Regions from separate parts of the Homo sapiens genome. Here region 1 is linked to region 2. The links are chromatin loops, found by intact Hi-C in ENCODE. Cell type or tissue: CD4-positive, alpha-beta T cell. All regions are shown on one strand. Links, peaks and the distances in the headings refer to the core of each region. The heading gives the core; the rest is flanking DNA.

Region 1 (4,388 bases), core at 292-4,291, 120 kb after region 2:
CCAGGCATGGTGGTGCACGACTGTAGTTCCAGCTACTCAGGGGGCTGAGGCGGGAGGATCATCTGGGCCTAGGGAAGTTGAGGCTGCAGTGAGCTGTGATCACACCACTGTACTCCAGCCTGGGTGACAGAGTGAGATCCTGTTTCAAGAAAAAAACATATCTGTAGTCATGTTATTGGGTTTTGTGAAAATTAGGTGAAATTGCTCAGTAAAAGCACAGTTTCTAGCCCAATGTGTGTCTGCACTTTGCAGATGTTCAAGACTCTTCTTCCAGTCCCTTTCTCTGTCATACTTATTTCTCCCCAGGGCCTTTGCATGTCCATGCTCTTCCTTTGCCTGAGGCTTTTTCTCATTTCCTTCTTTACTCAAGATCCCATATGCAGACCTAGCTCCCCCAGGGGGCCAGATAAGGATGGGCTTAGAGCCCCAGAAAAGTCAGGACAGGAAAGGGATGAGAAAGGTTGCACTTCAGCAACCAGAATCAGGAAATCTAGAAGAGAGTTCCTTTAACCTCAACATGTGCATATATTTTGTGCTTTATGGTTTTGCATTCTTTTAATTTTGATTTACATCGGGTATCTTGGCTGGGCGTGGTGACTCATGCCTGTAATCCCAGCACTTTGGGAGGCCAAGGCAGGTGAATCACTTGAGGTCAAGAATTTGAGCTCAGCCTGGCCAACATGGTGAAACCCCATCTCTACTAAAAATACAAAACTTAGCCAGGCGTAGTGGTGGGCGCCTGTAATCCCAGCTACTTGGGAGGCTGAGGCACCAGAATCACTTGAACCTGGGAGGGCGGAGGTTGCGGTGCTGAGATCATGCCACTACACTCCAGACTGGGCGACAGAGTGAGACTCTGTCTCAAAAAAAAAAAAAAAAAAGTGACATAATTAAAAGAGCCATCATCTATGGCCTTTAAGTGTCATGTGTGTGCTCATCTTTCCTTGCTTTACTACTCAAAGATTATCTTTTCCATGTGACCTGCTCTTTCCTGCCTCTGTCACCACCAAACATCAAAGCCTTAAGTTTTGTTTGGCTGTTTGTTATCTCTTGAGAATTGAGCACCAGAGCTATTGGGTGGGCTTGATGTTGACCTACAATGCAGGATGTCTGTGGGCATGACTCTCTCCTAGGCACTCACAGACACTTGAAGCTGGGGACTGAGGTCCTCTAGTGTGTGTCTGTGGGGGTGAAGGAGTGCACCCTCATCCTCCTGCACTTTCGGGTCTTGTAGCAGCAACTCCCTGTTTCTGTCCTTTCTACTTACTGCTGGTTTCATCACACTCCCAGGGTTAATTTAAAGAACCAGCCTCGGTGTGATGCACCTACAACAAACAGAGCCACTTCTGTGGGGAGCTCTGGAGCTGGGATGGCCCCTCAGAGTCTAGAGGTGGTGAGAGCGCTGGAGCTTCATCACCGTGCTAACTGTGTCCCTGGAAGAGTGAGGGAGCTTGAGTGATTCCTTACCCAAGGGCCGTCATAAAAGGTCTCAGCTGATGCCTACTGCCGATCACATTCAGCTATTTGGGAAGAGATGTTCAGTCCTTAAGAGGACATTATTAGTGGACATCACTCTTTCCACAAAAGCCCCAGTCTTGTGTTACTTAGTCCCACTAGCTTCTTTAAAGAAACCCCAAGAGCATTTCCTCCAGGAATCTGTTTGATCTCTTTTCCTGGGGGAGATTTCCAGGTGATTCTCATTGGAATGAATCCTAGGTCCTGTTGCTGCTGCTGGTCTCACACTGTGACTGATGCTAAGTCCTTCTCTTCCACCACCATTCTGGATTTTCCTTGCTATAGCCTAAGTGTTTATGTCTCCCCAAATTGTCAGCGTTGGAGCACCAAGAAGACAGGCAGCACTGACAGTAGCAGAAGAGTAGGAGGTGGCTGTGGCACCCCACGCCGAGCAGGAGCGGGAGGAGTTCCTGGGCGATGGGGCCGCAGCCTGGGCCGATGCTGACCATGGGATGAGATCATTCTTCACTCTGCACCGTGACCATCAGGGGGCGCCCCAACCACCTTTTCTGCCCCACATCGTGCTCTTGCAGTGTTCTCCCCGCAGGTGCTGCATGGAGTGAGTGGCGGCATCCACCGTGAGGAGGAGAGGAGCTCTGATACCCTCAGGACCCGCCAGGAGGGGCATCACGGAGGCTTCTGGACGACTTGGAGCTGTGTCCTGGGGAGAAAACCGCTCCTGTCTGGGCCCTGAGTGCTGAGGAGGAAGCTGCCATGCACTTTTCCCTGGCATTTTTCCTGCATGGTGAGTACAGAAGCTTTAGTTTTCTGGTATGTTCTGTTCATTCCTCTCCTGTTCTCCCTGGTTTTCCTCTTTCTCTTGTAGTGTTTTAGTATTTATTTTACAGTGGTATTCATTCTCTGAAGGCTTTTGAGGGTGTCAAGTGTAGCAGACTGTGGTATTTTTAGGGGTTTAAGACTTTTTCTGGGTGGGGGGGAGGGGGGAGGGATAGCATTAGGAGATATACCTGATGCTAAATGACGAGTTGATGGGTGCAGCACACCAACATGGCACATGTATACATATGTAACAAACCTGCATGTTGTGCACATGTACCCTAAAACTTTAAAGTATAATAATAATAAAAAAATCTTGGTTTTTATTAAAAATAAATAAATAAATAAATACATTTCTAGTTCTGAAAAAAAAAAAAAAAACCAAACCAACAACAGAAAAAGACTTTTTCTGAGGGAACCTCCCCTGTGTAGAGGGAGAGAGAGGGAAGCCCCGCTCAGGTTGGAGTCAGGGCCAGGCCCAGTTCTGGCTGGCTGCCTCGTGTCCAAGCCTCAGAGGGAGGATTTGCATTGGGCCTTGCTGCATTTTTAAATCTTCGTTCCTGCCATCAGGACCCAGGGGTCACTCTTCTTCACTTTTGGGCAGCGCGTGTCCTCTCGTGTCCCTCCCACCGTGGCCGCCTGACCAGGGGCGAGGGACTCCTCGGTGTGGGTTTTTTGTCCTCTTTGCAGAAATGTCTGTTCTGGGCCTCTGCCCAGTTTGGGGTGGATTATTTTTTGTTGTTGTTTTAAATTGCTATTTAGTACTGTTAATGTGTTGTATATTTTCGGTAAGAACCCCTTAGCAGTTATATGATTCCTCAAAACTTTCGTCCAAACTTCGGGCTCATTTTTTCCGTTGTGGCACAGAAGCTTTTCAGTTTCTTGTAGCCTCACATGGTTGTTCTTGCTTTCCTTGCTTGTGATTTTGGTCCCCAATTTAAAAAAATCATTCACAAACCATTCCATTCTCCATGAGGTTTTTACCCCTTATGTATTCCTCTTTTTCTTTTTGAAACTCTTTCCAACTGATGAGCATGGATTCAAGTTGTCCTGAAAGTAAGCTCCCCCTATCTTTTCTTACAGGAATTTAATAATGTTTTGTGGTTTCAGGTTTTGTGTTGAAATCTTTAATCCATTTTGAGTTGATTTTTGTGTATCGTGTAACAGAAGGGTCCTATTTCTTTTCTTTTCTTTTTTGCATATGGATATCAGTTTCCTCAAAATGATTTCATGAAGAAACTCTCCTGTCCCCATTGTGTCTTTCTGATCTCTGGTGCCGATTTCATTTGCTCTGGAGTTATACCCAGTAGTGGGATTGCTAGATCTTACAGTATTTGCATTTTCTGTCATTTTCTTTGAGACGGGGTTTCTTCTGTCACCCAGGCTGGAGTGCAGTGGTGCAATCACAGCTCACTGTGGCCTCTACCTCCACAGCCCAAGCAGCCCTCCCACCTCAGTCTATGGTAGCTGAGACCACAGGCACACACCACCATGCCTGGCTAAGTTTTTAAATTTTTTGTAGAGACAGGGTTTTGCCATGTTGCCCAGGCTGGTCTCGAACTCCTGAGCTCAAGTAATCTGCCCACATTGACCTTCTGGTAATTGTATTTTCAGTTTTTTGAAAATGGCAACTTCCAACTTTTTACCATAGAATATGTACTAATTTATCTTCCCATCAACAGGGTATAAGAGTTCCCTTTTCTCCAAATCCATACCAGCATTCTTTTTAAAATTTTGTGGCCAGGAACAGTGGCTCATGCCTGTAATCCCAGCACTTTGGGAGGATGAGGCATGGTGGTGTGCACCTGTAGTCCCAGATACTTGAGAGGCTGAAGTGGGATGATCACCTGAGCTAGGGAGGTCAAAGCTGCAGTGAGCTGGGATCACGACACTGCACTTCAGCCTGGGTGACAAAGTCTGAGTCCCTGTCTCAAAAAATTAAAAAAAAACTTTTTAGTAACATTTATTTCAATAAAAGTGAAACGGCATCTGAATGTGGTTTTGAGGTACATTTTTTTTCTGATGAGAGACGTTGAGGACCGTTTCTCTTACATGTTGGTCAATTTTGTGTCATCTTTGCAGAGATGTCTACTCAA
Region 2 (4,388 bases), core at 276-4,275:
GAGCCCACCCCAGCACCCAGTGCCTTGGAGCCCTGGGGCCCAGCCCGGCCCCTGGCTGGGCTCTCATCCACCGCCCACCTGCCCACTTGCCCTGACAGATGTTTGAGAACAACCGGGTGAAGTTCTACATGCAGACGGAGGTGTCTGAGCTGCGGGGCCAGGAGGGAAAGGTGGGCCCTTCTCCCTTCTCCCTGCTGCTTTCTGTCCTCTGTCCCCTGAGCCTGGGAGCTGGGTCCACCTGTTTATCCACCCACTCCCCACAGCTGAAGGAGGTTGTGCTGAAGAGCAGCAAGGTCGTGCGGGCTGACGTCTGCGTGGTGGGCATTGGTGAGTTGGTGTGTGGGCAGGCAGGCACAAAGCAGCCCAGCCGTCTGCACATGCTCACATGTGACCTTGGGCTAGTCCCTTCCCCTCCCAGAGCCTCAGTTTCCACCACATCTGTCAAATGGGAACCCCCAACCGCCCCCACTTTACGGAGCTGTTGGGGAAGGTATGTACTGGGCTCAGCCCAGGCCTGGCACAGTGGATGCTCCCAGTGCCCGCTGCCCAGTAACACTCATCTCCATGCCCTGCGAGAGTTGACATAGACGAGACTCGAACTGGCTTCTGCTCCAGCTGAAGTGCCAATTTGGGTAGGGGCCAAGATGGGAGGTGGTAGCACCTGCAGGGGCTGAGGAGGTATGGCATGCTGTCCCTCCACTTAAGGGCCTCATGGAGCACTTCTTGGAGAAGGTGATATCTGAGGTCTTGCGGGAGGCACCGGGTCTGTGGGAGACCGGGTAGTGGGGACCAGGGTGCATGAAGGCCTCAGGTAGACAGCCCCTGGAGGATCAGTCTGGGGCTGGCACATCAAGCGCATGCTGTAGGGTGTGGAGAGTGACTACGCAGAAGGCAGGGACAGGGGAGTGGACACAGGCTTCCGTCCTGTCAGGTGCAGTGCCCGCCACAGGCTTCCTGAGGCAAAGCGGCATCGGTTTGGATTCCCGAGGCTTCATCCCTGTCAACAAGGTGGGGTGGATGGCACTGGGTGGGGAGGACCCGGTGCTGGGCTGGGAGTGGCAGGAGGTTCAGGTCAGGGCCCCTGTCACACCCATGGAGCTCTGGGCCCTCTCTCTACAGATGATGCAGACCAATGTCCCAGGCGTGTTTGCAGCTGGCGATGCTGTCACCTTCCCCCTTGCCTGGAGGAACAACCGCAAAGTGAACATTCCACATTGGCAGATGGCTCATGCTCAGGGTATGGCCAGTCCCGAGGCACATGGAGGGGTGGGAGGGAGTCTCAGGGTCTCAGTGTCCCCATGCCCATGCCTCAGTTGCTGACCTTGGGTCCTGGACACTGTTAGGCATCAAAGCTCTGATGTGGATTCTCTGGCCAGCCTCATCTCGGCGATCCAGCCAACACAGAGAGCGACACCCCACTGAGCCAGCCATAGCTCCTCAATCTCAGTTTTCCTTCTGGTAGTCTCTCCCTTTTTTGTCTTCAAGGACATATATTCTGCAGAATTCCTGATCAACCTGTGCATTACCCTGGGGAGGGAGGGAGGGATTTAGTGGATCACCTTCCCATTTATGCCTCTGTTTCCCTTGGGCCACTCAAGTATCTCTGTGAACTCAGTTCAGCCTCATGCAGGTCCCCGAGGTGCCATCTGAGCCCAGAGACGTGGGCTCAGTGGAGGCACTGTGCTTTCTGAGGAATAGCTTTCCCCTCCTGATGTTTGCTGGCCACCAAGTCCCCCAAGCCTCATCCACTGTGCACATCTGGTCTGGGCCCCTAAGCTGCAGGTGCCATCACATTAGTTGCCTCACTGCCTCAGAGAGAGGACTGCCAGACTCCCAGCCTGGGACAAAGGACTTCTCTGCACCCATCTCCCCTTTCCTCTGCCTTTACACCTGAGGGTCTGCTGCTTGAAACCCCACTTCTGGTACCAATTTCTATTCAAGTCCAAAGTCGAAAGTTGTTGCTAGGTTGTAAGTAACCAAGGCAACTTATCAGCCAAGTATAATTAGGATTTAACTGAGAGAGTTTAGGGGACTTTGAAGTACATCCAACTACAGGGGTCTACTGGGGCCTCATAGGAACTGGGGAGCCATCCACACTGGTCTCTTTGGGGCCTTGTGTGTGGCTGTCATCTGTGCTTCCCTGTGTACTTGTGCCCCATTTTCCTCCCTCTTCAGACCTGATACGTCTGATTAGGTGTCTGTGTGCACAGCTGAAATGGTGGCGTACTCCCCCAACCCCAAGAAGCAGACCTTCCAGAGTCAGGGCACTTTATTCAGATTCTTTAAGGAAGCAATCAAGTGGCTAGCTTTGAGGCAGGTGTTCCCCTGCACCAGTCAGCTGCAGGTGCAAGTGAGCAGTGGGCTGAACAATGATGTCTCTTGACCTCTGGGGAGACCAGGAGGAGTAGCCACACGTGTCAGGGGTCCCCAGGGCATCAGGAGCAGGTAGTGTGGGAGTGGTAAGAGCGAGAGTTAGGGTTCTCACGGCCCTGGGTCCCGCAGGGCGCGTGGCAGCCCAGAACATGTTGGCGCAGGAGGCGGAGATGAGCACTGTGCCCTACCTCTGGACCGCCATGTTTGGCAAGAGCCTGCGCTACGCGGGTAACCCCGGGGCCTCGGATGGGGGCGGGGCCGAGGGCGTTTAGGGGCGGGGCTTGGGTGTGGGGCGGGGCTGGGAGCCTAGGGGCAGGGCTATGACCGCACTAGGAAGAGGCCGGTAAGAACTCGCTGGCGGCAAGGCTACGAACTACCTAAAAGGACGTATGGAGCAGGGCCTGGGCGGGGTTAGGAGGGGATCCTGTGACGTCTCGTTCCCTCCCCCGGCTCACGTGGGTGCCACCCACCTGCCCGGCCCACAGGCTACGGAGAAGGCTTCGACGACGTCATCATCCAGGGGGATCTGGAGGAGCTGAAGTTTGTGGCTTTTTACACTAAGTGAGAGCACCGGGGTGCAGCTTGGCGCGAAGCAGCGGGAGCTCAGTCGGGAAGGGGGATTCATCCCAGGCAAAATCCCAGAACAAGAGCCCAGCCCTGAGCCCCGCTGAGGAGTGCTGGAGCTTCCTTAGGAAAGCCCGAAGCTTGTGCACGGTCAAGCCGCGATGTGCAAAGCAGGGAGGGCTGGGTGCTCAGGCCATTCTTGTTGCCCTGGGGTAGGTCCTTCCCTGGGCCCCAGATGGACAGCAGTGCATCAGGGTTTTCAAAAAGGGGCTGCTGCCTCGCAGTCCTCAGGCTTGGCCATCCTCTCCTTGCAGAGGCGACGAGGTGATCGCCGTGGCCAGCATGAACTACGATCCCATTGTGTCCAAGGTCGCTGAGGTGCTGGCCTCAGGCCGTGCCATCCGGAAGCGGGAGGTGGAGTGAGTGTGGGTGTGGGAAGCCTGGGGGTGGGAGTAGTTCCCTGGAGTACTGGCTAAGGTGCCTATGACAGCCAGCCGCCCCCACAACCCTCCAGGGCCTTTCCCCTCTTGGTTTGCATCGCCTGAGGCTTACAGGACTACAGGGAGGTGTGGGGCAAGGATCATGGTTTGAGAGCAGGCTGGTTATGTGTTCATGGTGGATGGAAGGGATAGAGATGTGTGTCACCAGGCAGGGCCAGTGCTGTGGGAAGGGGTCAGGGCCCAATGCATGGGCAATCACCAGGCGTGGGACACCTAACTGGACATAGTTGTGCTGAGCCTGGCAGAAGCTAGGTGGGAAATGCAGCTACTGATGCCCTGGGTATGCCCTCCACATAGATGGTGGGGGTGGTTCTAGGTTTCACTCAACACCAGCCAGTTCCCTTATCCTGGTGTGGTGTCAATGAGATTCACCCTCTGGGAGAGAGCTCCCAGGGACTGGGGACAGCCTGGAGGCCACTGGGAGGCTATGAGACAGGGGCAGGCTTCAGGCTGGAAACAATGGAGGACCAGAAGGGGACATGATAAATGACATGCTCTCTCCTTGGCCTTCTCTCCGTTTCTCTCTCTTGCCTTCGTGAAGGCTGTTTGTGCTGCACAGCAAGTACGTGTGTCCTTCATGTTGACCGTTCTGAGCCTTTCCCATGTCAGCCCAGACCCTCCACCCAATGGTCTTATCTCCCTCTGTCCAAGTACACCTCCCTGCTGGGCACTAGGGTCTGGCACAGAACAGACCCCCTGCTGTCCTCAAGGGCCAGCTGTTCAGGGTGCCCAGAGTGGAGAGCCTGTTTTCTTCTGTCTTGACCCCTCCTCCCCTCACTCCTGCAGGACTGGCGACATGTCCTGGCTTACGGGGAAAGGATCCTGAGCTCACATGCAGTAGACTTGGGCAGGCAAAGGGGGCACCAAGGGCACAGGCCAAGCCTTGGGGGCAGGTGCCAATCTCCAGTCCCAGGATCCCCCAGGGCAGAACCTGAGCCCTCCCAGTGCTTG

Evidence for each region. Hi-C counts contacts between places; a loop is a spot of excess contacts. Peaks named below come from ENCODE experiments on the same cell type or tissue, not always from the same donor. Only the 100,000 strongest peaks of a DNase experiment are listed, where the experiment ranks them.
Region 1: it touches region 2 in a loop (2.4-fold over the local background); 2 of 110 quality-filtered maps call a loop at or near these places.

The regions. Positions count from the first base shown.
Region 1 is chr22:21,100,967-21,105,354 of GRCh38, forward strand. It overlaps the pseudogene BCRP2. Among named protein-coding and RNA genes, the nearest start is that of LRRC74B, 57 kb to the left of the region's middle. RefSeq lists enhancers at 1,446-2,417, 1,866-1,915. In CD4-positive, alpha-beta T cell, for the core only: CTCF peaks have their summits at 2,002 (motif pointing right) and 2,201; a DNase peak (open chromatin) is centred at 2,015; H3K27me3 peaks cover 528 bases.
Region 2 is chr22:20,976,769-20,981,156 of GRCh38, forward strand. It overlaps AIFM3 (AIF family member 3), which reads left to right. Exons shown (of 21, transcript NM_001386814.1): 13 at 99-170; 14 at 264-327; 15 at 932-1,008; 16 at 1,120-1,237; 17 at 2,503-2,601; 18 at 2,859-2,934; 19 at 3,252-3,356; 20 at 3,979-3,999; 21 at 4,224-4,388. The coding sequence ends at 4,263. Among named protein-coding and RNA genes, the nearest start is that of LZTR1, 3.3 kb to the right of the region's middle. RefSeq lists an enhancer at 2,632-2,926. In CD4-positive, alpha-beta T cell, for the core only: no CTCF peak of the experiment used is centred there; a DNase peak (open chromatin) is centred at 2,773.